Regions from separate parts of the Homo sapiens genome. Here region 2 is linked to region 1. The links are chromatin loops, found by intact Hi-C in ENCODE. Cell type or tissue: IMR-90. All regions are shown on one strand. Links, peaks and the distances in the headings refer to the core of each region. The heading gives the core; the rest is flanking DNA.

Evidence for each region. Peaks named below come from ENCODE experiments on the same cell type or tissue, not always from the same donor. Only the 100,000 strongest peaks of a DNase experiment are listed, where the experiment ranks them.
Region 2: a loop joins it to region 1, with 5 times the contacts of the local background. A loop is called at or near these places in 4 of 110 quality-filtered maps.

The regions. Positions count from the first base shown.
Region 1 is chr12:109,927,464-109,942,379 of GRCh38, reverse strand. GIT2 (GIT ArfGAP 2) reads left to right here. Exons shown (of 20, transcript NM_057169.5): 17 at 3,133-3,215; 18 at 3,812-4,000; 19 at 8,295-8,358; 20 at 9,190-12,576. The coding sequence ends at 9,402. Among named protein-coding and RNA genes, the nearest start is that of TCHP, 35 kb to the right of the region's middle. RefSeq lists an enhancer at 8,553-9,752. In IMR-90, for the core only: a CTCF peak has its summit at 8,157 (motif pointing left); no DNase peak of the experiment used is centred there.
Region 2 is chr12:110,030,687-110,045,602 of GRCh38, reverse strand. ANKRD13A (ankyrin repeat domain 13A) reads right to left here. Exons shown (of 15, transcript NM_033121.2): 12 at 14,845-14,916; 13 at 11,646-11,806; 14 at 9,275-9,342; 15 at 5,840-8,244. The coding sequence ends at 8,049. C12orf76 (chromosome 12 open reading frame 76) reads left to right here. Exons shown (of 2, transcript NM_001389625.1): 2 at 3,144-4,426. The coding sequence ends at 3,229. Among named protein-coding and RNA genes, the nearest start is that of C12orf76, 10 kb to the left of the region's middle. RefSeq lists an enhancer at 2,591-3,104. In IMR-90, for the core only: a CTCF peak has its summit at 8,812; a DNase peak (open chromatin) is centred at 6,372; H3K27ac peaks cover 3,249 bases.

The sequences.
Region 1 (14,916 bases), core at 3,997-11,996:
CTCCAGCCTGGGCGACAGAGCAAGACTCTGTCTCCAGATAAATAAATAAAAAAGATTCATTATAAAAATGTAGAATTTTCTGGGTTTAATTCTGTTTCTAGTTTGTTTTCCACTGGAGCAGCTCTGGGCAAATTTTTCAGTATAATTACGTAAATGCAAGTTTTTATCTATTCATATATGTGTATATGTATACACACACACACCTCTGTGTGGGTGTATATATAAAAACCAAAATAAAACTTAAAAGTTAGTTGGGGCCAGGTGTGGTGGCTAACACCTATAATCCCAGCACTTTGGGAGGCCAAAGTTGGAGGATCACTTGAGCTCAGGAGTTCAAGACCAGGCTGGGCAACATAGTGAGACCTTGTCTCCACAAAAAAGTACAAAATTAGCCAAGCGTGGTGGCACGGGCCTGTGGTCCCAGCTGCTCAGGAAGCTGAGGTGGGAGAATCGCTTGAGTCTGGGAGGTCGAGGCTGCAGTGAGCCGAGATTGTACCACTGCACTTAGCCTAGGCGACAGAGTGAGACCCTGTCTCAAAAAAAAAAAAGAAAAAAAATTGGCAGGGTGCGGTGGCTCACACCTATAATCTCAGCACTTTTGGAGGCTGAGGCGGGAAAATCACCTGAGGTCAGGAGTTTGAGACCAGCCTAACCAACATAGTGAAACCCCATCTCTACTAAAAATACAAAATTAGCTCGGTATGGTGGTGCATGCCTGTAATCCCAGCTACTCAGGGGGCCGAGGCAGGAGAATTGCTTGAACCTGGGAGGCGGAGGTTGCAGTGAGCCTAGCTTATGCCATTGCACTCCACAGGCAACAAGAGTGAAACTCAATCTCAAAAAAAAAAAAGAAAAAAGTTAGGCATTCCCTGTGAAAGATAAGAAGGGTTTTGGGTTTTTCTTCTTTCTTTTTCATTTTCTAAGCTCATCTCTGGAAGACCACAGTGCTTGCCCATGATCTTCCTGCTATAAACTTCTAGCAGCCAAACTCACTGACTGTTCATAAAGCCAGATCAAAACAAGGCAGCAAGAGAAGCAGAACTACTTATTGATAGGAGATATAAACAAAGGGATCATCAAAGTTGTCGATTCTACAGAAATTAGCTTTACAGACTCCCCATATGGCTCCAAGCTAACGTTTAATCATTTGCCAGATGGATTTGAGTGGCTTCAGGATGCACGAGTTCATAGTGAATTTTAGGAGCCCACAGCAAGTGTCTTGTATTTGAGCAGCTGGGAACTAAACAGCATGCGTGGAGGTGTGGATGGAAGACCTCAGCCGACAGAGGAGAGAACATGCGCCCTGGGAGCAGAAGAGTGTATGGGGATAGCAAACAAAGTGTGGTGTGAATAAGGGGGGCTTCTCCACGTGGGTCCGGCTGCCTTGCCTGTACCCACCAGGTGTTATCAGTAAGGAGTGACAGGCTTTATGTAGAGTTTTGTGGGGTTTTTTTTTTTTTTTCTTTTTGGTTTTGTTTTGTTTTGTTTTGTTTTGTTTTTTGAGTTAGGGTCTAGCTCTGTCACCCAGGCTGGAGTGCAGTAGTACGATCTCATCTCACTGCAACCTCCGCCTCCTAGGCTCAAGAGATCATCTCACCTCAGCCTCCCGAGTAGCTGAACTGCAGGTGTGCACTACCACACCCAGCTAATTTTTGTACTTTTAGTAGCGATGACGTTTCACCATGTTGCCTAGGCTGGCCTCAAATTCCTGACCTCAAGTGATCTGCCCACCTCTGCCTCCCAACATGCTGGGATTATGGGTGTGAGCCACCGCACCTGGCCATGTAGACCTTCTTAAACCAACTTACTCAAAAGTAGCCACTCTTTTGGATGAAGCTACAGGGTTTCCATATGTTTAAACAAAGCTCTTAGTTTACATCTGTGTCCTTAGCCACATTTTATTGCAGCATCAATAAAACTCCTTAGTCCCATGTTTTGATTAACTTGGATGAAATTCAAGGAGTAAAGCTAGAAATAGCTCACACTTATATTTTATAAGGTAAGTGGTTTAGGTTTTAAATTAGCCTCCACTGATCTCTGTTCCAGAGAAGTTCTCAAGCATTATGGGTGAAATAAATAGGGAAAATAATGTTCATGAAATACTCAGAACATAGTCCCCTTCGAAGGAATAAAGTCCCCTTCAAATTTCGTCACCCTAGAAGATCGTGTGTTTAGCAGTGCTGCCATTTGTTCAAAACATTTTTAGGATTCCTCTTTTGAATCTGTATCCCATTTTTGATCACCACAGTTGCACCAAATCTTTACATTTTAAGGGGTAGATTTGAGCCCAGGCATGAAATATTGGAGGTAGCAGGAGGCAGGAGACCTGGTGCTTGGTCCTGTTTTTCTGCAGACTTTGTGGCCTTTGGTGGGCCACCCAGCTTTTTTGGCCCTTCATTTTCTCATATGGGGCTCAATGAGATAATCTGAAGGTGGCTTCCAGTGCTGAAGGTCTGTGGTCATATAAGTGCTGGCATGTTTTTTTGTTTGTTTGTTTCTGAGACAGGGTCTTATCTTACTCTGTTTCCCAGGCTGGAGTACAGTGGTGCGACCATGGCTCAATGCAACCTTGAACTCCTGGGCTCAAGCAGTCCTCCCTCAGCCTCCTGAGGAGCTGGGACTACAGGTTCATGCTACCATGCCTGGCTGATTTATTTATTTATTTATTTATTTATTTATTTATTTATTTATTTATTTTATTTATTTTTTAAATGTTGCCCAGGCTGGTCTCAAACTCCTAGCCTTAAGCAATCGTCCTGCCTCAGCCTCCCAAAATACAGGGATTACAGGTGTGAGCCACCACACCCTGCCTGTATTTTAACTGCATCTCATTATGTTATAAATTTGAGAACTAAATGAGGATATGTTGCCTTGCATGTCTGTTAGTTTGTACTAAGGATCTGATTAGGAAGTGGCCACTGAGCTAAGAAGAAAATGGTGCAAAGAAGGAAAGAGGCCATTTCTGGATCCAATATTCATCTTTTACTAAATTTTCACTAGAGAGTTGTCCCCTGTCCCAAATGAGATTTGGGATGTGAAGGCCAGTAGCCTAACAGGTAACAATTCCTGGGGAAGACTCCTGAGAAGAGTCTCATGTTACAAACTCATGAGGGTCCCTCTTCTTTCTTGTAGGCATCCAGGCTGGAGAAGCAGAACAGCACACCTGAGAGTGACTACGACAACACTCCCAACGACATGGAGCCAGATGGCATGGGGTACATGCACAGGACGAGCGTGCCAGGGGAGGGGCTCCCCAGGGCCAGAGACCTGGCAGGCCTGGGCCAGCAGAAGCAGTTCACCACACACACCCCTTTTCTCTATTTTCAGACTCATAAAGTCTTAAAGTATTCAAGCATACGCTCGTAGTTTACATGTCTTGTCATCTCACATTGTTGCCGAAAGGCCTTTTTCTTTGTACCAGCATGTTATGTGTCTCTAGCTGTCTGTAGTGTGTTTAAAGTCATTACCCCACTTCATCATGAAGACAACATTAGGTTACATTCTGCATTTGTACCCAAGGAGTTGGCCCACCTGAGGATGGCTTTATAAACAAACACCCTCCCCGCTCCAGGTATTTCCCTCCCTTTTCCCCTCCTTCACCCTTCCTGTGAGAGTCAACACTTCCAGCCCTATGGTAGAGTGAAATAGCCGATTTTAGAGCCTTACCATGAGTCTCCTGCTAGACAGGATAAAGGAAATGACGAGACCAGCCTGCTCATGCATTTAGCCAGTGCATACAAAGTGGCTCCTAGAAGCAGAGGGGCAGCTGATAAGCACCTGCTGTATTTAACTGCATCTTTAATGTTCACAGGTCAAGCCGAAAGGGACGGCAAAGAAGTATGGTGTGGCCAGGGGATGGCTTGGTACCAGACACAGCAGAACCCCATGTGGCCCCAAGCCCCACTCTCCCTAGCACCGAAGATGTCATCAGGAAGACTGAACAGATCACCAAAAACATACAGGAGCTCTTAAGAGCAGCCCAAGAAAATAAACATGACAGGTAAGCAGGATTGAAGACCCTGCTTTGGGAGAGCATGAGTTATGCGCCCAGAAAGGGATGATGCCCATGTTCCTAATGGCAGCTATTCCCAGCATGCTGACTTCAAGGTCATTGAAAACAAGTCTACATAACAGGCTTAAGAACAATGTCAGTTTTGGTTTGCTTTGTCTTGTTTGATTTACATGGTATTTTCTTTTTTTTCATCTTGTTACGAAGCTCCGAAAATAAATGCCTCTAGAAACAGGATTGCGGCATAGTTAGGGTGGTGACAATGCTAGTTCTAGGAGGGGGACAGGGGCTACCTTACACCTCGCTTCTGGCCATGGCTATACCCTGGCCTGGCTAAGGACAAGGCCGCTGACACAAAAGGTATCCTGGGCTGGGCACAGTGGCTCACACCTGTAATCCCGGCACTTTGGGAGGCCGAAGCAGGTGGATCACCTGAGGTCAGGAGTTCGAGACCAGTCTGACCAATATGGTGAAACCCTGTGTCTATGAAAAACACAAAAATTAGCTGAGCATGGTGGCATGTGCCTGTAGTCCCAGCTATTCAGAAGGCTGAGGCAGGAGAATTTCTGGAACCCTGGAGGCGGAGGTTGCAGCGAGCCAAGATCATGCCACTGCACTCCAGCCTGGGCAACAATAGCGAAACTGTCTCAAAATAAATAAAGTTGATCTCATCATCACCCAAGTCCATCTCTGCACTTGAGAGGGGAGGCTGTTTACTCTGACTAGAAGCACGTCCTGTGGTTAATTCTTACCCTGAGGAAGGGACTGGCTCTTGCTCCAACTTAGCCTTTTGTTCTTTGAGAGTGAATTCTCTGAGAACTTCCGGTGAGTTGCGAACTGCTTGGGGTAACATCCTAGCTTCCCATGGTTGGCAGGATGTAGACACTCATAAAACATTAGCTAAACCAGCAGAGTTCAGTCAAACCCAAGAAAAATCTCATTCTTTTCATTAGGTCAGCAAAGTTTAGGACTTCAGTGAAGAACTTTCTTCACGCCTTGCACGAGCAAAAAGTATTCAAGGGATGCTGTGCTGTTTACTCTTCTCTCTGTTTTCTTCTTCCACACAAACATGCATCTGGGCCTTTGTATTCCCTTTTGTAGTCCTGGCACTACTGGGCCAACCTCCCTTTTCTGTACCCTTTTTTATATGGCTCACACATCTCCCAGTGTCCTTATTTCCCACTAGGAAAGAAGGGAATAATCCATGTTTATTGAAAGATAAGAGTTAGTCTTCTGGAGGGACTGCTGGAAGCTCCTCAGAGAAAAAGAGAAACATGCATAACTTTTAAGCCTCCTTCGATAAAAACTGTCTAATTATTTGGCTTCCTCCTCCCTCCTTTCCCAGGCATTCTCTTCATACCATGCCTTTGGGACCCCACGGGTTACAAGCACACTCACTTTGCTCAGGACCATAGTCTTGGCAGTGAGTGACTTCATATTTGATTACAGAAAGCAAAGTGTCCCATGGCTTTCCAAAGTACAGAGCTTTTTTTTTTTTTTTTGAGACAGAGTCTTGCTCTGTCACCCAGGCTGGAGAGCAGTGGCACGATCTTGCTCACTGCAACTTCCGCCTCCTTGGCTCAAGCGATCCTCCTGCCTCAGCTTCCCAAGTAGCTGGGATTACAGGTGCATGCCACCATGCCCAGCTAATTTTTTTGTATTTTTAGTAGAGACAGAGTTTCACCATGTTGGCCAGGCTGGTCTCGAACTCCTGATCTCAAGTGATCTACCCGCCTCAGCCTCTCAAAGTGCTGAGATTACAGGCGTGAGCCACCGTGCTTGGCCAAAGTTTTTGACAGCGTTTAATGTAATCATGATTCAATAACACTTTCTTCCCGAGCACCGTGACCCCATTTGTCAATGTGCTTCGCTTTTCATTTCCTCTAGTTCAGAAGTGCTGTGCTTGTATTTCAAACTAAAATGTGCTTGCCTTATATTGCTGTCTTTGTCAAAAATACAAATATCTGCCCTGAGGCCATTTCTACTTCAAAGATGCAATATGGTGCTTGGTACAATTTGGGAAATTTCTTTTTTTTTTCTTTCTTTGTTTAAAATTTACAAATCCATTCAACAACACATATAATGATCTGATTTCCTTTTTTTTTTTTTTAAGACCATGAGAGAATGATGCAGAGATTTTAATCATTAGCTCATTCTTTTGGTTTAAAACCATAATTGGTCTAGAGAATTTATATTTCATAAATTGTTCAATCCTATATTAAAATTCAAGATGCTTTTATTTATCATCTTGAATTGTACGAATTAAACCCATGCCTTTTTCTCTTGTTTTCTCCTCTTGATCCATGTAAGCAACCCCAGCCCCTGACCTTCCTGAAGTCTGGTCTTGTCTCCTGGGCCTCCAGCCTCACTCCTGCCCTCACACAGGCACACATACAATTCAGGGATTATGACATATTATGCACGAAAACCTTTTTGAGGAAAGATACCAATGTGAAGTTGTGAATATGGACTCCTGTTAGAGGAGGAGGGCTTCCTCATTAATCCGGGTGTGCTCGCTTTTCTATCGTGTGGAGGACTTCCCCAAATAGTTCATAATGAGTGAGCTTTTGAGAGATGGCCTTAGGAAAGATTCCTTCTCTGTGTAGCAGGAGGAAAGGGTGAATCGTATTTCTCAAAAATGAAACCATAAACAACAAAATATAAAACTCTTCACTGGCTGGGCGCGGTGGCTCACGCCTGTAATCCCAACACTTTGGGAGGCCAAGGCGGGTGGATCAGTCAGGAGTTCAAGACCAGCCTGACCAACATGGTGAAACCCCATCTCTACTAAAAATACAAAAATTAGCCGGGTGTGGTGGTGCAAACCTGTAATCCCAGCTACTCGAGAGGCTGAGGCAGGAGAATTGCTTGAAGCCGGGAGGCGGAGAAGCCAGGAGGCGGAGGTTGCAGTGAGCCGAGATTGCACCACTGCACTCCAGCCTGAGCGACAGAGCGAGACTCCATCTCAAAAAAAAAACTTCAGTGTGGTTCTCAGTCACTGTGATATTAACAGACACACAGTTTATTAGTATGCATGATACATGTGACGGCTGTGGACATTGCTTTTTTCTCTTTCTGAAATCTGTGTGACCAGATAGGTTGTTGCCCCTTCATATTTACAAGTTAAATAACTCCATATATGTTGGAATTTTTGTTATTAAATGGTTTGTGATTCTAATTGCTCACAAAGGTAGAAGTCAGGATTTCCAATGAAGGCATTTTTGGATACTATAAACCATTTTCTTGAAATGTAATGGTTTAATTTAAAATGTAGGCAGTCTTTTTTTTTTTTTAGACGGAATCTCGCTTTTATCCCCTAGGCTGGAGTGCAGTGGCACAATCTTGGCTCACTGCAACCTCTGCCTCCCGGGTTCAAGCGATTCTCCTGCTTCAGCCTCCTGAGTAGCTGGGATTACAGGCATGCGCCACAATGCCCAGCTAATTTTTTTGTATTTTTAGTAGAGACGGGATTTCACCATGTCGTTCAGGCTGGTCTCAAACTCCTGACCTCAGGTGATCCGCCCGCTTTGGCCTCCCAAAGTGCTGGGATTACAGGCGTGAGCCACTGCGCCCGGCCGACAGTTTTAATTATAATAGTTTTGAAACTAGACTTGTTACAAAGGTGAAGTGCATAAGTTGCTTATGACAATCTATTCAGAAGCCAACTTCATGGTTTAAAAAATGGGGAAAGGGCTGGACACCGTGGCTCACACCTGTAACCCCAGCACTTTGGAGGCTGAGGCAAGAGATTCACTTGAATCCAGGAGTTCAACACAAGGCTGGGCGACATAGTGGGACTCCTCTACAAAAAAATATTTAAAAATCAGCCAGGCATGGCGGTGCATGCCTGAAGTTCCAGCTACTTGAGAGACTCCAATTCTAATTTTAAGGAATTTTTTCAGTCCTTTATTTTTCACTTCTGTGGCCTTTTGCATGGAAATCCTTTCTCTTTCTAGAAATTGGGACGATGAAACACATGAGAAGTAAATGACTGACGTGAGGAGGGGTGAATTATGTTTCTGTACTGTTGTGTGGCCTCACCTGACCAAGAGTGTATGTTGCCATATTTCATACCTGGAGACTTTTCATCAGATTGAACTTTTAGGAAGCAATGAGAGTCCTGCTTTATAACCATGTGCCCTCTGGTGGTGTGGGATGCACGGCTGACTGCAGCCCTAGCCCCTTCATGAAGGGAATGTAAACAGAATCTGTTCTAGCACTTGAGTCCTCTTTGCCTCCGAATCATTTTTACTGTCATTGAATAACTTCTTCAATATTCTTGCAGTTATATTCCCTGCTCAGAGAGGATACACGTAGCTGTTACAGAAATGGCAGCATTATTCCCCAAAGTAAGTCACTTCCTACTCACTTGGTTTAAATCCTTTTAAATGAACAGCAAGAAATTTCTTTATGACCTATATATTACATTAGCTTTTTTGTAGCACATGCAGTTTTAAAATATGCAGTCGAGGCCGGGTGTGGTGGCTCACGCCTGTAACCCCAGCACTTTGGGAGGCCGAGACAGGCAGATCACCTGAGGTCGGGAGTTCGAGGCCAGCCTGACCAACATGGAGAGACCCTGTCTCTACTAAAAATACAAAATTAGTCAGGCGTGGTGGTGCATGCCTGTAATCCCAGCTACTCAGGAGGCTGAAGCAGGAGAATCGCTTGAACCCAGGAGGCGGAGGTTGCAGTGAGTCAAGATCGTGCCATTGCGCTCCAGCCTGGGCAACAAGAGTGAAACTCAAGTCTCAAAAAAAAGTAAAATAAAATAAAATATGCAGTCGTATAGAGCTTTGAAATATTTTTGTTCTGCATGAATGTTGATTTAATAAGACAAGGATATACAAGTCGTGCTAAAAGGCACATTTTAAAATTTATAGGATTTTCTGGAATATTTTACCCACATGGATTAATATTTTTCAAAAACTACTTCAAAATACCACATACTACTAAAATTACCCTGCATGCACTTTGACCTTTGAATCAGAATATTTCAGCATCTCTTACGCTGTGGGCTGCAAAGCTTGGAGTGTGTGAAGCACCCCTTTGAGAAAGGGCAGGACCAAACCGCCTTTCACTCTGGGGAGCAGCTTGGTTTGCTTTAGAAGAATGTTTGTCCCCTGCTTTTGGATGTCTGCCCTGCAGTTCAGGGTAAACGGCTGTCTTTTTCCTTTTAGAAACCCAAGTCTGATATGGTGAGGACTTCCCTTCGTTTACTGACGTCCAGTGCCTACCGACTGCAGTCAGAGTGCAAGAAGACCCTCCCAGGGGACCCCGGCTCACCCACAGACGTTCAGCTGGTCACGCAGCAGGTCATCCAGTGTGCGTACGACATCGCCAAGGCTGCCAAGCAGCTGGTTACCATCACCACCAAAGAGAACAACAACTGACAAGGGCAGGGCACCGCCTCCTCTGTTTTCTAGGCTTTATAAAGTCCAATTTCAAATTCAGACGCAGAACTCTTCAGATTTCTACAAAAAGAAACATTTAATGACGGTTTAAAACTTTTTAAAAGAAAACTCAGTATTATTTTTGCATGTTTTCTAACCAATTTTCAACTATTTAACCCACTTGCCTTATTTTGTGCCTATTTGCTGGTTTAGTTTCTGATGTTCGGTTGTGTTGTCAACAACTGTTGAGTTGATCACATACATCCAAAAGTATAGTTTCATTGTCTAAAGTTTGTGAAAACTTTTCCATCCCTTAAAACTCCCTGCCTATGGCTGAAACTATAAATGAAATTTTTCATAAAACATTTTCTTGAGAGAGTTCAGTTAAAAAAGAAAAAATCAGCGTCATTTGTTCCCTGCCAAGCATCGTGCAATAAGTGAATTTCCTGGCCTACTTCATAATCTCTAAGTTTGGGGTATCTCCAAGCATGTATGTAGAGAAAGGACTTTGCCGCTTTTTAAAACTAGTGTCACAGTCTCTCTTGGGAGGAAACAATGAATTGGTTCATTTCTTCTCAGTGTTTTACCCTGTTACATGTTCTGTTATTTAATGTTGTTATCTCAAGCTCCTATCTCTTGATGTTTTCTTGTCATCTTGAAGGCTCCATGGAATGAGATAAAGCATTGACCCACCACAGGACATCTCATGAAGCCATGTTCAGGGTAGGAGCTCCACGCACATCACCACCCATTGTCAGGTGCTCTCCCTCACCCCTGTAAGCCAGACAGTTTGTTCAAAACCTGCAGCAAAGAGAAGCATCAGTCTAACAAGCCAGAACTCATTTTGTGCCACCCATTTAGGTATCACTACCATGAACTATAGGGAAAAGAAATCACCTACTCCCTGACACTGTGTTGTACCCTTCATCCAAAAGTCAGCTTGCTTCTCTGACCACTTACAGCTTTCTCACATGAGTTGCTTCACATTTTTCATCATCTTTAAGGACTTCTTATAAGGAAAGATGTATCGTATCGCAGTCATCTGAGTTAGTTTCTCCTCCATCACCTCATGAGTACTTAAAAATTAGACATCAACTTTCAAGAGTTCCTTAGAGAGTGTGCTCTAGCTGGCTGCCTGCTACCCCAAAGCTCTGAAAGAGTAAGGTTGAAGTGCTGGAACATGCTCAGATTGTTTTTTAGTTACTCAAAAGCCCCTTCTTGTTCTGAATGTGAAAGCTCTTCCCGTTCCTGCTTACTGCAGCCATTCTGTGTGTGTGGTTCAGACCCTGGCCTAGGGCCGGTGATGTGGATGAGTGAAGGGAGCCAGGTACACGGCAGCAGGGCAGAGGAGACTATGGGGAGCCCACCGCCTACACAGTAGGGGCAGTAGCCCCCAGCTCCACGCCTGTTGCCATGTGGAAAAGTGGGCCTAGGGTGGCCACAGCTTTGATTTTTCAAGAGACAAGAAACCTAGATGTTTTTTGGTGCCATCTCTCCATTTATAAATGTTGGCAACCAATTTGAACACTTTCAGAGACCATGTGCAGGTGAGCTGTGTCCTCTAGGCTGCCAGCTCACAGCCCCCACCCCAGGGCCCTGTAAGCTGTGCAGTGTGAGGGCCTGGCTTCCCCGGACACACCTGGAGCAGCCTCTGAGTCTTACCCGTAATGGAGCCGGCCAACCCTGTGTGTTATGTTGCTGTCGCTCCTGTTTTTAACCATATGTTCTGTCCCATAGCAGTCATTCACACATGTGAAGAAGACACAAGAATCAAAGTACAAGTTGCCTCAATACATGCTAATAACTAAGCTTCTATTTTCACAGGACTGATCGATGCACACCTTTATAGCTTGACCATATGCTGTCATGAAAGTAGCACCCCGACGGTGCTTGCTTTACTAAGTCACCGTGTGTGGATGCTTTTGTCGCATTTTGCTTCACTGTGAGTAGCATGGGAAAAGGGTCCACGTCTCCAAAAGACTCTTCCACTTGTTTGTCCCACAGCCCTAAGTGCCACATTGCTGTTGGATGCTCCCGGGATGCCTTCTAGAAGGGGGCCTCCCACCTTAAGTTCAGGCGCCATCTGATAGCCTTTTCTGCAGGCTTCATGTCCTTAGCTGACCCTCCTTTATCTTGCAAACCCCTGCCCCTGCTGTCCCAGGGAGGACGGGCTTCTGTAGAGGCTTCTGGGAAATGAGCTGTCTGCAGGAGGTGAAGCAGTGTTTTCCTTGGAATGTTTGAGGACCTGCAATAGAAGATGTTGCCTTTATGGCCCTAGAGAAAGTCAAGGAACATGGGGACCAACAAAGCATTTCCAGTTGTAAGAATATGTCAGAAGAGTGCTCGGTTAGCCCACGGTGCCAAAACTCCAAACAAGTTCCCCGGTGGAATGACGTGGCCATTGGAGGGCTGCAGGTCGTCCTCTCTGTATGTGCCCCGCGCATTTCCTTGGCCTCATCTGAGATCTGGTGTCAGAGTTCTCTGCTCCTGTTGGCAAATCGCACCTTATCTGAACATTTGTTCCAGCCACCTTTTGCACATGGATTCCGTACCTTGCACTAGCAATGTCTACCTTCAGTAACGTCGTTCTTTTTCACCCTGTATTCTCAATGATCCCTTCCTCCCCATATGCCACCCTTCCCCCAAAGCTGATAGGGCAGAGGTGCACTTTATGAAACTGGCACTTGACTGAACAGAAGGAAACAGCTGTACCTCTAAGCTCCTTTCACAGAAATCGTCATCTGCCTTGGAATGCAAATAGTTCTTATTTGCCAAAGAACAGTGAATTGGGCCCAAAGATCAAACACAGCATTTCATGTAATCAGAATTCTAAACGCACAACTCGGGAGCTGTGCACGGCTTCTCAAGTGATTCAGTTGCAGAACCAAGAGCAAAACTCGCCTGTTTTTGTCCTCAATGGCACCCATGAGCTTTCCAATAGTATAGTTTTCTTTCTTTCCTTGTCCTGGTTGAAGGTAACGTGTTCCTAGAAAAGAAAATGCTGCATAGGAAAACTGAGATGCCTTTTATTCCAACGTGTTTGATCCCTGTCACTCATTATTCTGTACTTTTTATTGTACATTCTATTCCTGTAATTATTGTGCCCTTTAAGTGTTGTAAAATCGTTTTGGAATTTGTGCCTGCTAGTTATGCAATAAACAGGCTCTACAAGTGTTTTTGTGGTAATGCTGTGCTCCCCATCAATTAGTTGATGTTTCCAGATACTCTGTAAAAGGTCTGAGGAAGTTCTCCCAAAACGCCATCATTAGTGAGATGCAGTGTTTCATATGCTTTGGGGCTCTGCAGTTTTACAGTAATGACTATCTTTTTCTTCCTCTGTGCTTAGCAAATAGGTTTTGTTTTGTTTTGTTTTTTTGTTTTTTTTGAGATGGAGTTTCACTCTTGTTGCCCGGGCTGGAGTGCAATGACGCGATCTCGGCTCGACGTGATCTCGGCTCACCGCAACCTCCGCCTCCCGGGTTCAAGTGATTCTCCTACCTCAGCCTCAGAAGTAGCTGGGATTACAGGCATGCACCACCCCACCCGGTTAATTTTGTATTTTTAGTAGAGACAGGGTTTCACCATGTTGCTCAGGCTGGTCTTGAACTCCCAACCTGAGGTGATCTGCCCGCATCGGCCTCCCAAAGTGCTGGGATTACAGGTGTGAGCCACGGCACCCAGAGCAAATAGCTTTCTTTGAACGCTGCATCAAGATACTAGTTCCATGCATCTTATCATAATATATTTATTCCCTAAGTTTAATGTTTTTTTCTTTTGGAGAGAGGATCTCACTCTGTCACCCAGGCTGGAGTGCAGTGGTGTGATCTCAGCTCACTGCAACCTCCATCTCCTGGGTTCAAGCGATTCTCGTGCCTCAGCCTCCCAAGTAGCTGGGATTACAGGCATGCACCACCACCCCTGGCTAATTTTTTGTATTTTTAGATATGGGGTTTCACCATGTTACCCAGGCTGGTGCGAACTCCTGGCCTCAAGTGATCCACCCGCCTCGGCCTCCCAAACTGCTGGGATTACAGACGTGAGCCACTGTGCCTGGCCCCTACGTTTAATTTTTTTAATGCAGCGAAAGCCAGCCCAGCACAGATGCCCTCCCTTCTTCCTAACAGGTGATGGGGTCCTGGAATGAGCTCAGTGTCTTAAAACCACTGGTCTTATTTTATTTTCAGAGAAAGGCCACCTGTGCAGGTTCCTAGGGGGAGCTGGTATAGATTTGCATGGGGGTTCATCAGGGCTGCCCATGGTCACCAGTGATTGTCCTCTGGTTAGGTGACTTGGGACTCTACTCCCAAATGGAAGAAGGGTGGGGTAGGGCCTGAGCACCACGGGTACTTTTCCAAGTGAGAAGTCAGAAAGATGCCACGTCCTCGCTGTGATCCTGCTTGTTCAGGGGGACGTCTGTGCAGGCTTAGGACCAGTGTCTCACACAGCTCACACCCAGAGCAACCTCCTCAGGCAAGGAGGCTCAAAAGAGCCAGCAGCAGACCTCCTGGAACCCTGGCAGGCTCACCATGCCGGGCCCCCACAGTCTGGTTCAGCAGCTCTGGGGTGGGGCCCAGGAGTAGGCACTTCTAACAGGTTCCAGGGACCACACTCTGCGAAGCTCTGCTGTAGACCGTTTCCAGGCCTTTCCCACCACACAGCTCCTTGGCTTCTGCTTTTAAACATGTTTTAGTGTAGGAGAGTCATGTGAAGTCATCATTATAATTTTAGCTGACATTTCCTCTGTGCCAGGCACTGTGCTGAGTTCTTTTTTTTTTTCTTTTTTGAGACAGGCTGGACCGTAGCAGCGTGATCTCAGCTCACCACAACCTCTACCTCCCGGGTTCAAGCAATTCTCCTGCCTCAGTCTCCCGAGTAGCTGGAACTACAGGTGCGTGCCACCATGCCCAGCTAATTTTTTTGTATTTTTTTTAGTAGAGACGGGGTTTCACTATGTTGGCCAGGCTGGTCTCCAACTCCTGACTTCATGATCTGTCTGCCTCGGCCTCCCAAAGTGCTAGGATTACAGGCGTGAGCCACCACGCCTGGCCTGTGCTGAGTTCTTGACACATGTTCATTCATTTCATCCTCACTACAGCCAGATGAAGTGAGTGGTTTCTTCCCATTTTTCAGATAAGGATGTTTACAGCCCAGGAGGCCGAGCCTCACATCCAAGGAGAGAGTGTGTCAGTTGCTGTCATGCTCCTTACTCCTCTTCACCACCAGGGTGCGCTTCCCAGCCTCCGGCGGAGTCACAATGTTACAGGATCTCTGGGGTGTCGATTTTTCTGGCTGGAAATATCTGGCCAGTGCCTTTGCCTGAGTTCTTGTTGTCCTGCATCCTGGAAGAATGAGGTACGCAGACAAGTGGAGGGTGAAGACTTTTTTTTTCTTTTTTTTTTTTTTTTTTTAGACAGAGTCTTGCTCTGTTGCCCAGGCTGGAGTGCAGCGGTGCAATCTCGGCTCACTGCAACCTCCACCTCCTGGGTTCAAGCGATTCTCCTGCCTCAGCCTCCT
Region 2 (14,916 bases), core at 3,301-11,300, 100 kb before region 1:
TTTTTATTTTTTATTTTTTTGAGATGGAGTCTCGCTCTGTTGCCAGGCCAGTGCAGTGGCGCGATCTTGGCTCACTGCAACCCCCGACTCCCTGGTTCAGGTGATTCTCCTGCCTCAGCCTCCCGAGTAGCTGGGATTACAGGTGCCCGCCACCATGCCCAGCTAATTTTTGTATATTTAGTAGAGACGGGGTTTCACCACGTTAGCCAGAGTGGTCTCGATCTCCTGATCTTGTGATCCGCCCGCCTTGGCCTCTCACTGGGATTACAGGCTTGAGCCGCTGCGCACAGCCGAGAGTTTTAAATTTTTTTTGGAGTTCTTCCAAAATGCGAGATGCAAGAAAATGTTCTTAAATGGAATAAGACAACTTTAAGTCCAATTGTAGTCCAAACCATAGAAACTCAGAATTCAGGACTTTTGAAAATTAGGGCAGGTATTCAGTTAACAAGGGCTATTTTAAGACATGACATTTAGTTCACGTAGGTTGGAGATTTTGTTTGACAAAGATCTTAAAATTACTTCTGGCCTTTGGAGTTATGACATGCTGTCTTTGTCACCTTCTCCTTCCTTCTTCCCCCTCACTCACCAAAAAAAGATGAATTTTCTTTTCTTTTCTTTTTTTTTATTTTGAGACGGAGTTTCGCTCTTGTTGCCCAGGCTGGAGTGCAGTGGCGTGATCTTGGCTCACCGCAACCTCCGCCTCCCGGGTTCAAGAAATTCTCCTGCCTCAGCCTCCCAAGTAGCTGGGATTACAGGCATGCACCATCACGCCCAGCTAATTTTGTATTTTCAATAGAGACAGGGTTTCTCCATGTTGGTCAGGCTGGTCTCGAACTCCCGACTTCAGGTGATCTGCTTGCCTTGGCCTCCCAAAGTGCTGGGATTACAGGCGTGAGCCACTGCACCTGGCCTGATTTTTCTGTATAGTCGGTTTTAAAATAATAACCGGTTTAAGCGTGGAGGGTGTGTGTGGGGTGGGGGGGTCACAGATACTACAAAGTTACTGATTTAAATAAAACTATGGTCAAATCTTGGTTTTTCTTTTGTTTTGTTTTCTTTTTTTTGACAGAGTCCCTGTCGCCCAGGCTGGAGTGCAATGGTGCGATCTCGGCTCGCTGCAACCTCCGCGTCTGGGGTTCAAGCGATTCTCCTGCCTCAGCCCCCTGAGTAGCTGGGATTACAGGTGCCCGCCACCATGTCCGGCTAATTTTTGTATTTTTAGTAGAGATGGGGTTTCACCATGTTGGCCAGGCTGGTCTCAAACTCCTGACCTCGTGATCTGCCTGCCTTGGCCTCCCAAAGTGCTGGGATTATAGGCATGAGCCCCCTTGCCTGGCTAAATCTTGGTTTTTCAAAGGAACAGTAATGAGACTGAAGAACAACCATGGTTAGGCCCTAGCTGGAACCTGGGATGGGCCCACATCCCTACAGACACACATCAGTGTACATTTGCTTGTTTTGAATGCTTCCCAAGATCGCTGAGATAGTTACAGAAACAAGATTGCGTATCACTGCTGCTGTTGAAGAAACCTCTGACAGGTTGCTGGTTACGCTAGTTTTTTTTTTTCTTTATTTTTTTTTTTTTGTTATGTAGTAGTTTAAAGCCCAGGTCCTTATCCTGTATCACCAGGGCTCAACTTGAGTAATCAGTTGTAGTTCCCATTTCTCACCTGAGCACCTTGAAAATTTCAGATGTGAAATTTAGTCTTAAAAACGTAACATTTTTTTTTTTGTTTTTGTTTTTTTTTGAGACAGAGTCTCCCTCTATTGCCCAGGCTGGAGTGCAGTGGTATAAGCTTGGCTCACTGCAACCTCTGCCTCCTGGGTTCAAGCAATTCTCCTGCCTCAGCCTCCTGAGTAGTTGGGACTACAGGCACACACCACCACACCTGGCTAATTTTTTTTGTATTTTTAGTAGAGACATGGTTTCACTATATTGGCCAGGCTGGTCTCGAACTCCTGACCTCGTGATCCGCCTGCCTCGGCCTCCCAAAGTGCTGGGATTACAGGCATGAGCCACCGCACCCAGCCAAACATAGCAGATTTGTGAGTTAGTTGCTTCTTTGCTCAAAAGGCCCTGTCAAGACTCATCTTGAGACTGAAATACTTTATTGAATCTCCAGGTTTTTATTAATGGCTTTAAAGGCATAGTTGGGCATCCTGCTCTCTTGCTCCCCTATAGTCAAACAATTCTCCACACAAAAGCCAGAGGAATCTTTTTTTTTTTTTCCGACTAAATCAGATGATGTCATTCCTTTGCCTACAGCCCCCTAGTGGCTTCTCTTTAAACTTAAAATCCGTGTTTTCTTCATGGTCTCCAAGGCCTTGCACAGACCAGCCCCAGCCTTCCTTTCTGGCCTGATTTCCTGCCTCTCTTCCTGCACTCCTTGCCTGGTTGCCTCCCTTCTGTTCACTGAGTGTATTGGGCTTATACTGGCCTCAAGGCCCTTCCTTAGCTGATCTGTGGGCCTGCAGCATGCTCCCTGCAGAGCCTCACTCGTAAGGTCTCAGTTTTTTGTTGTTGTTTTTTTTTTTGAGGTGGAGTTTCATTCTGTCGCTTAGTGGCGCAATCTCGGCTCACTGTAACCTCCGCCTCTCGGGTTCAAGCGATTCTCCTGCCTCAGCCTCCTGAGTAGCTGAGTAGCTCAGGAGTAGCCTCCTGAGTAGCTGGCGGATGCCACCACACCTGGCCAATTTTTGTATTTTTAGTAGAGACGGGGTTTCACCATGTTGGCCAGGCTAGTCTCGAACTCCTGACCTCAAGTGATCCACCCACCTAGGCCTCCCAAAGTGCTGAGATTACAGACACGAGCCACCACACTCGGCCTGTCTTAGTTTGTGAGTCTCCTCCTCGGATGCTTCCTGACTGTCCCCCCTTCTTGCTGCCCACCCTGTCTCCATCCCTAGCATGTTACTGTTTTTTTTTTTCACGGTATATCAAGCTATGTGAAATGCTCTCATCTGTTTGTTTCTCCCCCAACTATATTTAGAGACAACTGGAGAGAGGATCTGTTTACAGCTGTTTGCACAGCACTTGACATAGTGCCTGGCAGCAAGTGGCATTTGATAAATCATTGGCAGTGAGTGGATGAATTGCCTAACCTGGAGCTGCCATTAGGAAGTAACCTGTTTTCCCTTTGCAGTGTTGATGGGAACCATTTTCAGCATCCTGCTGGTGACTGTCATCCTTATGGCATTTTGTGTCTACAAGCCCATTCGGCGTCGGTGACAGCCAGACAAGTTCTTCAATGAGTATTTGGGAATAGGATAAGTTGTGTTGCACACAGGCCAGTGGAGAAGTTGGAACCAAAACTTTCCTACTTGGAAATGACCTTTGGTCTGGACAGTTGGTAAATGCTAAATGAATTAGAAGAAAACATGTACTAGACATTATTTTTTCCTAACACTGTAGCGCAAATAATTGGCCCCTGAGTCCGCTTCTCAGTGTTTCTGACTGTACTTGTTAAAAGTAAGACCTGAAAGCTCCAAAGGTCAGTGTAAAGATGGAGTGTTCATGAGAAAGAAAACATGGTAACCTTGTGAGTGCCTGTAAGAACCACACTGTAAAGAACTCATCATTAATGCTTGAAAATGTTATTAAGAAGGAGACTTACCATGCAGACATTCCCTATTTAAGAACCATTTGGTTACAGTGGGTTAAGAATCACAGATTTTTTTTTTTAATCTCACCTGAGTTAGCCTAGAATGCGCTGGTTGCAAAGTGGTGTCAGCTGTGGGGATCTTGGGCCCTCGTTCCTCACCTGCATCCTGCCCTGCACTCAGGTGCTCCCCCTGAAGTCAGGGTCACATCAGGTAGACCTGTTACTATATGCACCTTTGGCCTGGAATGCTCTGAAGTTGGACTGGAAATGTTACTAGGTTGGCCTGTTACAAAAAGGACCCCATCCTGCTTAAACACATTGATCTCCCTTGCCCTGCATTTGAGTCTTTCTAGCCCACGGTCTGAAACTTGAGGCAGCTTTCCAGATTTGGAATGTAAAAGGCTCAGTGGGCACTCTGTTCATCCCTGGGTGGGGAGGGCCCAGCCAACAGAAGTGCATGTCCACTGTGCGGGCCAGTGTGTGTTTACACAAATTTCATCTCAGCTTTGAAAATGCTGCTATTAGTTTCCACTGTTGGTGAACTGGATTTTTTCCTCCTATTGAAATGATACTTTCATACTTATAAAGCTGTCGTCAATATTTATTTCAAGGTGCTAGATTTAATTTTGTTATTAAATTGAAATGCTTATCTTGTGTTCAAGCACAGCACTGATTTTAACAACCTGCATTTAATGTGAAGTAACCGAAGTAGGATACTGTAACTGTGTAAGGATTTTGTTTGTAATCTTGTAACATTGAACCATTGAAATGTTCAGTTCTTTGCTTTTGAGCAAAACGTCAATTAAAACTAAAGTAAAATCCTATATATTGTTTTACTCCACCAGTTATTTCCCAAGTGTTTGAAATGCAGGTGTGTGTCTGAATTTGATCTAATCACTTAAAGAAGCTCTGTGAAGTGAAATTTCTTTTTTTGAGACGGAGTTTGGTTCCTGTTGCCCAGGCTAGAGTGCAATGGTGCATTGTTGGCTCACTGCAACCTCCACCTCCCGGGTTCAAGCGATTCTCCTGCCTCAGCCTCCAGAGTAGCCAGGATTACAGGCATGAGCCACCATGCCTGGCTAATTTTTTTGTATTTTTAGTAGAGATGGGGTTTCACCATGTTGGCCAGGCTGGTCTCAAACTCCTGACCTCAGGTGATCCACCTGCCTTGGCCTCCCAAAGTGCTGGGATTACAGGCGTGAGCCACTGCGCCTGGCCTAAAGTTGAGATAAAAGTCTCCTAGTGCTGCCTATGATTTAGTGACTGTGGAGTCATATCAGCATGTTGTATTTTTTTCCACCTGGACCTCAGGCTTAAACCTACACATATTTCTAAACAGAGGCCTAGGTGGTACTTTGAACTTCATCACTCACTGTACCACTGAATCACTTGAAATCTCCACATCCAGTTCATCTTCCTTGATGTCATTTGTGGTCAGCAGGAGACTGCGACCAAGCTGGCAGTTATGGCAGTTTCCCTTTCCTGTCATTATTTAGAGCAGACTTTCAATCCCTTGACATGCCACGTTTATGTAGTGTGACAAGCTTGTTTATAGAGCAGAGTGCCTTAGGAACTTAGTTCCTAGCAGTGTCTAACGTGCAGAAGTTGCTCAATTAAAGTTTCTGGCCGAGTGCGGTGGCTCATGCCTGTAGTCTCAGCACTTTGGGAGGCCGAGGCGGGTGGATCACCTGAGGTCAGGAGTTCGAGACCAGCCTGGCCAACATGGTGAAACCCCGTCTCTACTAAAAATACAAAAATAAGCCAGGCATGGTGGCACACGCCTGTAATCCCAGCTACTCGGGAGGCTGAGGCAGGAGAATCGTTTGAACCCGGGAGGCAGAGGTTGCAGTGAGCCAAGATCGCGCCATTGCACTCCAGCCTGGGCAACAAGAGCAAAACTCCGTCTCAGGAAAACAAACAAACAAAAAAAAAAAACCACTTCCTGCTGATATTGGGCCACTCAAGCTTAGCTTTTCAGTTTTTAAATAATCCATAGTCATTGCACCTCTTGACCTGAAAGAGTAATGGTTTTCTTCATAGTGTCCTTGTGGCTTCAAAGTATTGATATCTACTTTCCCCTAAAAGCAAAGCAGCTCCTTTACATCTTCCCAGAAATACAGCCTCATTTCTGGAACCCATACATTTCTACTGGCCACTGCCTTTGTTGTTTTTAATACCCGCTTATTTAGATATAGGAAGAGTTTGGAAGCCTTATCATCTGGACTTCTAGGAACAGCCTCACAAAGCAGTTGGCTTCAAGGGATAGCATTGATGCAGAGCTTTGATGTTGGCTGGGCTTCCCTTACCCCACAAGAGCCAGTTCCCCTCCAGGAGGACCACAGAGGTGTCAGAACAGCCCAACACTGGCTTGCTTTTAGTTGCCATTTGAAACAAGCAGCATGGGGCTTGTTAACCTGGGCAGGAAGGCTGGGAGGAGCATGCCACCTTTGCAGTGATGAACTGAGCGAAGTGAGGCATTCTAATGTTCTACTGACATACGTAACAGGAAGTGTGGGTACATCCAGTGACTAGAAAAAACTGAAAAGGAAAAAGACTCAAAGACTGGAATTTTGTATGAGCACCCTCTAAGGAAGCAGTCTTTATTTGCATTTTTAGAGTGAACACATATATGAAAAACACTGCAACAGGTTGACACAATGCTCAGTCCCTTTTTAAGTGAATTCCTGGGGAGAAAGTCAAGGACCTTAGGGAGCAGAGCAGTGGAATGCAAACACAGAAATTACCTATGAGTCACTTTTGTGAGCCAATGACACGGCCTCACTGCAGCCATTCCAAGAAGTATCTTTGCTCACGGTAAATGCAAAGTAAACAAAATACCACACTGCATATTTGAAACAAACAAATGTGACGTTGCCTATACTGGCCTCATGTGCAGAAGGAATTTTGGTCAGACAATGACAAAAAAAAAAAACAAAACAGATTGTGAAATGGAATTAAAAGCACAATTCTTTGTATCTGGGAACGTTTCACTGGCAACACTAACTGTATGATACAGACGTTACCTGGAACAGTAGTTATGTTTCTCTTCCTATCCCCAAAGAAGCACAATAGAAGAAATAGACGCAAAATGGAGGAGGGTGTTGTTTACCAGGTTATTTCAGTGCAGCCTGTGGGAATGAATACACGGGCCACAGTGAGCAGTGCCCTTGGCTGTATTCCCCAGGGTTCTGTATGTTGTGCGATGGTTATATACAAGAGGGTTTGACAAAAGAGAGTTAACTACTAAAGGTATCCAAAAAAGGCCTGAGAAAATCTGGTTAAAATGTATAACCTTGTATTGCTACTGATGGGAGTTGTTTTTATATCTTTTACAAATAATAAAAAGATTGTTAAAAAATAGATTTATCCAGAAAGATGTTGATTTGAACTCTAAAAAGCAACGTGGAATCATTATTTTCCCTTTTGAATGAAGAGCCATGGAGCTCCGTGGTTTTCAGCTCCCTTTCTGGTTGCAAATCAATCCTTCCTCTGGAGTGAGTCTAGGGCATGCGGGCTCTTCCTAGGTGTCTACGTGGAAATCCTTCACTCATGCAGGTGTAGAACACACCTGGTTTGGTTCTGTGTGTTCCAATATTTTGGCCAGCTTGCCCACTTCAAGAACAAGCCTCAGGTTCCCCTAGCTGCTCCTTCAGGGACAGGATTAGCTGCCTTTGATTTAGCCTGGAGAATCCTGCTCTCAAAAGAATTGCCTTTACAAATTCAAATCAGATCCTTCGATGCGTGCAGTGAGGTGATGTGAAACTATTAGTAATGTTTAAGGCTAAGGCAACATCCATGGCCATTTGTGTATCTTAATTTGATGCAAATAGTTAACAATAATCTAAAATAGATTCTATATGTATCTCCTCTAACTTTAGCTGGGTGTGGAAGGAATGGAATCAGATAGATGGAGGAAGAATAATGACAATGTCCTAGAAACCCTGTAAAAAGGTAAAAATAAGGAGATCAGCACAGATTACCCATTTCTTTGGTGAACAGTAAAGAAGTGTCTCCAATTCTCATAGATCACACTTTACAAAGGCGGCTGCTGCTCTTATATATAAAAGCACCCTGACTCTGCAATAACTTGTCTTGTTATCACTCCTTGATAAAAATTTATCTACAAACCTGCGGGGATTGGGGTTTTGTCTAAAGCTGGTAGTAAAAATGTGACCTGCAAGCCAATACAGCTAATGGAAAGTGATGATGCTCTCCTCCCCTTAGCCTGGAGATGGGGCCTGCAATCCCTGGTCCCTTCTCCACCCCAGGGAGCAGCCTGGATGGGCCCAGGAGTCCCTGGTTCTGCACCTCTGCATAAAGAAGGGGCAGTTGTTGCCTGCTGCATGCACGCAAGGTGCAGGCCCTTAGCCCTAGGGCCCTGGTTGACACAGCATCTGTGACAGCCCACAGCCTCTGCTTTGTGCAGAGGCTCACAGGCTGAAAGGTCTATTTGTCAGTGAGTGACAGCTGTAAGACTTGCTGGAGCTCAGCCTCTTCCTCCTGGAGCCGGAGCTCCCATTCCTCCAGCTCTTTGGCAGAGAGCTCCATGGCTAGCTGCAAGTCATTATCAAAACGGCTTGTCTCGCTCAGGGCGCTGGGGCACAGGCCTTCTGTGCTGGTGAGGAGGCTCTCCTGGATGGCCCTGGGTTGGAAAACAGATAAAAAGGGAGAGTCACTACTATCATCATCATGGTGGCAGCAGTAACTACATTTCTTAACCGCTTACCAAGGGCACACTGTGCCAGGCATTTAATATGCATGATGCCAATTAATCCCACATAACTGGCGGTGTAGGTGTTGTATACGGGTGAGAAACCCCACAATCTTGCCCAAGACCACCCAACCAGTAAGTGATAGGGCTGGGAATTGAACTTGGATCTGTTTTAAAGCAAAACTCAGGTTCTTCATCAACAGGCTCTCATAGACACCTTAAGTATAAGTCTTCGTAAAATGAATCCTCGCGGTTTTTCCCGTAATCTCTGGAGCTGTTCCTCCAAACTTCCTTATCTTTACAATTATATAAACTTCCCACTGAGGACATCTAGGCCCTGTGATCATACATCATTCATAGAAGATCAAACCAATCAGAAAAAACTGACTCAGTACGTTTCCCCCAATGGCACTGACCTGTGAACCAGTCAGCAATTCTATCACCCATTCCTGGAAACTTGCTATCAAGAGTCTAGAGTTATTATAAGTAACTGCCACAAGAGGAAGCAAGAGAGCCAACACTTTAGTCTTTTTTTTTTTTGAGACGGAGTCTCGCTCTATCGCCCAGGCTGGAGTGCAGTGGCGCGATCTCGGCTCACTGCAAGCTCCGCCTCCTGGGTTTGCCATTCTCCTGCCTCAGCCTCCCGAGTAGCTGAGACTACAGGTGCCTGGCACCATGCCCGGCTAATTTTTTGTATTTTTTTTAGGAGAGACAGGGTTTCACCGTGTTAGCCAGGATGGTCTCAATCTTCTGACCTCGTGATCCGCCTGCCTCGGCCTCCCAAAATGCTGGGATTATAGGCGTGAGCCACCGCTCCTGGCCTACTTTTTCTAGTCTTTCCTGCCAGTTTGTGGCACCGTACATCTGCCTGAGGACCAAATGCACAGTGCCACGCGTCTGCTCGCCTGTGTCCAGGCCTGTGTTCACCCTGGTTTATTCCAGAGTCACGTCAGTCAATCACCTCTCATACTGGGCGTCATAGGTGTTTGTCTGGCTGATCCCTCCATTCGAAGCTGGTCCTGAAAGTTCCTGGCAAAGACAAATGTGATAGACATGAATACGTCTTAGGAGAAATTGGTGCCATTCTGGTAAGGAAACGATGGCAGCAAGAACCAAATTAAAAGTCTTTCCATGACCATTATCAATAGTGCTGTGTGAAAAGCTAACAGGGACTTGGGTTACCTCAAAAACAACACCTAAGTGGGAGGTAGTAACATGCCACAGCCTAACTCACAGCCACAACCTTCTCATCCTTTGTACAAAATCAGTCTCTTAAATACAGCTAACCCACGTGGAAGATATACACAACGAAAAGCAAAAACACAGCTGACCTTGGGCAAAGTTCAAGTGACCAAAGCAGGTTTTTGTTTTTTTAGAGACAGGGTCGCACTCTGTTGTCCAGGCTCAAGGGTAGTGATGTGATCGTAGCTCACTGCAGCCTTGACCCCAGGGCACAAGAAATCCTCCCACCTAAGCCTCCTGACTAGTTGGGAATACAGGTGCACACCACCATACTTGGCTTTTAAAATTTTTTGGTAGAGGCTAGGCATGGTGGCTCACACCTCTAATCCCAGCACTTTGGGAGGGCAAGGCTGGTGGATCACTTGAGGTCTGGAGTTTGGGATCAGCCTGGACAACATGGTAAAACCCCGTCTCTACTAAAAACACAAAAACTAGCTGGGTCTGGTGGTGCGCACCTGTAATCCCAGCTACTCGGGAGGGTGAGGCATGAGAATCACTTGAACCTGGGAGGCAGAGGCTGCAGTGAGCCAATATTGTGCCCCTGCACTGCAGCCTGAGCAAAAGAGTGAGACTCTGCCTCAAAAATTAAAAAAAAAAAAAAATTTGGTAGATATAGGATCTCACTATGTTGCCCAGGCTGGTCTCAGACTCCTGGGCTCAATCAGTCCTCCCATCTTGGCTTCCCAAAGTGCTGGGATTATAGGCATGAGCCACTGCACCCAGCCAGTAATTCTTCTAGGGCAAGATTAGAAGACACAATTCAATACTGGTAGTCTTTGACTTTGGCTACTTCCCTTGTTAAAACTTATGGTCAACAAGGTTTATGAAGCTACTTGGGAGCTGGCGGGGGGAGCTAAGCTCACTTACATAGGGAAAGGAAAAGCATACCAGGCTGATGGTGATGTGCAGGGGTCTTCTCCCAGGATGCCTCCCAAAGGGAACATGCTTGCTTTGGGGTCTGGCTCGGAAAACTGAATGGGTCTGGGAATGGGGCCATGGTGGTGGCAGGGGGAAGTGGAGGAGGTAGACTCACATTACACAAGCACTAAGACTCAGGAATAGAACCAGAAAGCTATAAGCTTGAACCAGTGAGGACGCTGGAGTGTGAGCACTGTTCTCAAAGCAGCAGCCCTGTGAGGGCAGGGGCTGCTTCCCAGAGAATTCCCAGCACCTGGCACAGAGCCTGGCACAAAGAAGGTACTCTGCAAATATCTGAATGAAGAATGGAAGAAAAAGCCAATTAACAAATAAATGGACTGCAGGAACCCAGGACACACCAGAGGGTGCTGGAGGCAGACCAGACCCTACCCTAGTAGAGCCAGGAGGCACAGAAGGAAGGAGATGGAAGGAGTTGATGTTAGGGGAGGAGGACCTCAAGCCTTGGACTGTCCCAGGTAGGTGAGGCATGGAGGGAGAACCAGATATGACAATAAAAGGCAACTGTTCTACTGGGCACAGTGGTGCATGACTTTAGTCCCAGCTACTTGGGAGGCTGAGGTGGGAGGATCTCTTGAACCCAGGAGTTTGAGGGTGCAATATGATCATGCCGGGGAACAGCCACTGCACTCCGACTTGGGCAACATAGAGTCACACACACACACACAAAGCCTACTGCTTACACAGGTCTGTCCTGTCCTTCATTTTCTGTTTCACTAGAGACCCAGAGAGAGTTTAGGGAGATGGTACCCTTTGTGGAGGAAGTGGGATTCAAATCCACTTCACTACCTTCATCCGAGACTACTGACACACAGGTAATCCTTCAGGAAAAATATGATACTGCTTCAGTGCTAGAAAATGATGAAGCACATCTCAAAAAGTACAGAATTACAAGCTATGTGCGTGAATATGAGGAAAAGGAAAGTCTGCCTGAAGACATCTTGTGAATGGTGCTGACTGGGATTATGTAGATGGTCTCTTACATAACAAGCTTTTGTAAGAAGACCAGATGCACAAAGTATAACCTATGCAAATACCATGAATGTGTCAAACTTGATATTTAGAATAAATCTTTCAGATTAGCCAAACACTGAGGCTAACCCAGAGGGTAAGACCTCCCACGCCCTGCCATTAGAGTATTCTGATAAACACACCTGGCTCCTGCTGGACTCCAGCAGACTTTGCTGGATGGCAAACTGCATTATCTCGTAATCTTCATCTTGCAAATGCACATTTCTGCCATTGTCTTGAACATAGTAAGATTCGGGAATTTCAAACACAGATTGATCAACCTCAAAGTTTGTGATGTGGGAAGCTGAAACAAAAGGCAACCGTCCAGTGTCTGAGTTCATTACATTTCCACTCCAACTTTTTGCAAAAATGTTGTACATTAGAAAAAAAAGAAAGGCTCAAAATTATAACAATCAAGGCTTACTATTATATGAGAGATTCTGAGGAAGCATGACAGAAAAAAGTGACAGAATACAGCTTTTTTCTTTTTCCTTGATTTTAGTGGAAACAACGAACACAGTCATAAAAAAATACACAAGACTATAAAATGAAAAGCGCAGATTTCTCCCCCTAAACATATACGCACAGTCACACCAATGTGTTTCTTCCTTTTGCAGGAAGATATATGGTAAATATATAAAAGTATATATAAAATATCTGAACACTTAAAAATGATAATAATTAAACAAATGCCTGTGTGCCCTTCACCTAGCCTAAGACACAGAACACTATCAATAACTGCCGGGCGCGGTGGCTCACGCCTGTAGTCCCAGCACTTTGGGAGGCTGAGGCAGGCAGATCACAAGGTCAGGAGATCGAGACCATCTTGGCTAACATGGTGAAACCCCGTCTCTACTAAAAATACAAAAAAAAAAAAAAATTAGCCGGGCGTGGTGGCGGGCACCTGTAGTCCCAGCTACTCGGGAGGCTGAGGCAGGAGAATGGCATGAACCCGGGAGGCGGAGCTTGCAGTGAGCCAAGATCGCACCACTGCACTCCAGCCTGGGTGACAGAGTAAGACTGTCTCAAAAAAAAAAAAAAAAAAGAAAAAGAAAAAAACACTATCAATACCATACTGCGGGCACATCCCTTGTTAACAATATTCCCTTCTTCCTCTCCAGAGGTAAATACATAATTCAGAATAGTTGTTTACACTGCCTAGCTCTTCTCTGGAGCTTGCCACATGTATATCATCCTAATAGTTTGTATTAGCCTGTTTGTGAACTCGACATAAATGGAATCATGCGGAATTTATTCTTCAAATTGGATTTTCTTCATTCAACATTATGCTTTTGAAATTCAACAGTTTTGACGCACATAGCTATAAATTTTTATTTTCAATACTATATGTTATTCTGTTGTATTAATAGAGCACAATAGCGCATTCTACCATCTCGGGACATTTGGGTCGTTTCCAGGTTTCTGCTGTTATGAATGGATGCTGCTGCCCAGTACTGGGGTCTCCAGATGCTCATGTGCATAACTTTCTTTAGGGTACACATCTAGGAATTGCTAGGTCATCCACATCTTCAGTTTATACAGTAATGCCGAATGTTTTATTCAAGGAACTATACCAATCTCCTCTTCCAGCCAAGAGTGCACGAGTGTTCCTTAGCTGCACAACCTCATGAACACATCTCACCCAACTTTGTTGCTACATGGGAATGTAAAGGTGTATATTATTGTCGAGTTCAATTGTTTTTATTTGAAGTCTTAATTTATATACATTAAAATGCTATCTTTTAATTCCTCCTACTGGTAGACTACAGGGGAGAAACATAGGACCATCATGATAGTTGCAGAAAACACATCTCACAAAAATCAATACTTAAAAATGGTAATAACTCTCAGCAAACTAGAAATATAAGAGAATAATGTCCTCCAACTAATAAGGGACATTTATAAAAAACCTACACAGCTAACATCATACCTAATGGCACAACAATCCTTCCTCCCCTAGAACCAGGAACAAGACAAGGACAGCCATTCCTACCACTCTTACTCAACATTGTACTAGATGTCCTAGCCAGTCCAGTAAGTCAAGAAAAAGAAATGAAAAGCTTAAAGATTAGAAAGGAAAAAGTAAAATTTTCTTTATTAATAGACAACATGACCATATATGTAAGAAATTCTAAGAAATCTACAAAAAAGTGTAAGACAAGTAAATTCAGCCATGTTACAAGATAAACAAGGTCAATCCTGGCCATGCAATTGTGTAAGAAAAAAAAAAGATAAAAAATTTTTAAAAACGATTCAAGGTCAAAATACAAAACTCAATTATATTTCTATATACTAGTAACTGGAAATGAAATTAAGAAAATAAGTCCATTTACAATTGCATCTAAAATCATGAATTGTATTGATGGCAAAGGAGTGTAAGGAAATTTGGGGGCATATGGAAATGCTGTCTACCTTGACTATGGTGGTGGTTACACAGATGCATACATTTGTCAAAATGTGGCTGGGTATGGTGGCTCACACTAGCACTTTGGGAGGCCGAGCTGGGTGGATCACTTGAGGTCAGGAGTTCCAGACCAGCCTAGCCAACATGGTGAAACCCAGTCTCTAATAAAAATACAAAAATCAGCCAGGCATGGTGGCACGCACCTGTATTCCCAGCTACTTGGGAGACTAGGCAAGAAAATCGCTTGAGCCTGGGAGGCAGAGGCTGCAGTGAGCAGAGATTGTGCCACTGCATGCCAGCCTAGGTGACAGAGTGAGACTCTGAGAAAAAAAAAAAAAATGCACTGAACCATCACACTTAAAATGAGAGCATTTTATTGTATGTACATTACACCTCAATAAAGCTGATTTTTAAGAACATCCTTTCTTTTTAATATAACTAGGATCATATATATTCTACAAGTTTTTTTTTGCTTAATCTAAACTAAATCTGAAATTTTCTTTCATCCAACACAGACATCTACTCCCTCAGATATTCCAGCTTCAGAGTGAATTATGAATATGATGACTGAATTATAATTTTTTTTTTTTGAGATGTAGTTTTGCTCTTGTTGCCCAGGCTGGAGTGCAATGGTACAATCTCGGCTCACAGCAACCTCCATCCCCCCGCCTCTCCCCCAGTTCAAGCGATTCTCCTGCCTCAGCCTCTCGAGTAGCTGGGATTACAGGCATGCGCCACCACACCCGGCTAATTTTTGTATTATTAGTAGAGACAGGGTTTCTCCATGTTGGTCAGGCTGGTCTCAAACTCCCGACCTCAGGTGATCCACCCACCTCGGCCTCCCAAAGTGCTGGGATTACAGGCATAAGCCACCACGTCCGGCCATAAATTTTTTTTTAAATAACAAAACTAAACTTTGTATTTATTTATTTTTTTACCTGAATCAGCCTGGGTCCCTTCCACATTTTGAGATACAGATTCTTCGGCAGTGCTACAGCCATTAACATTTC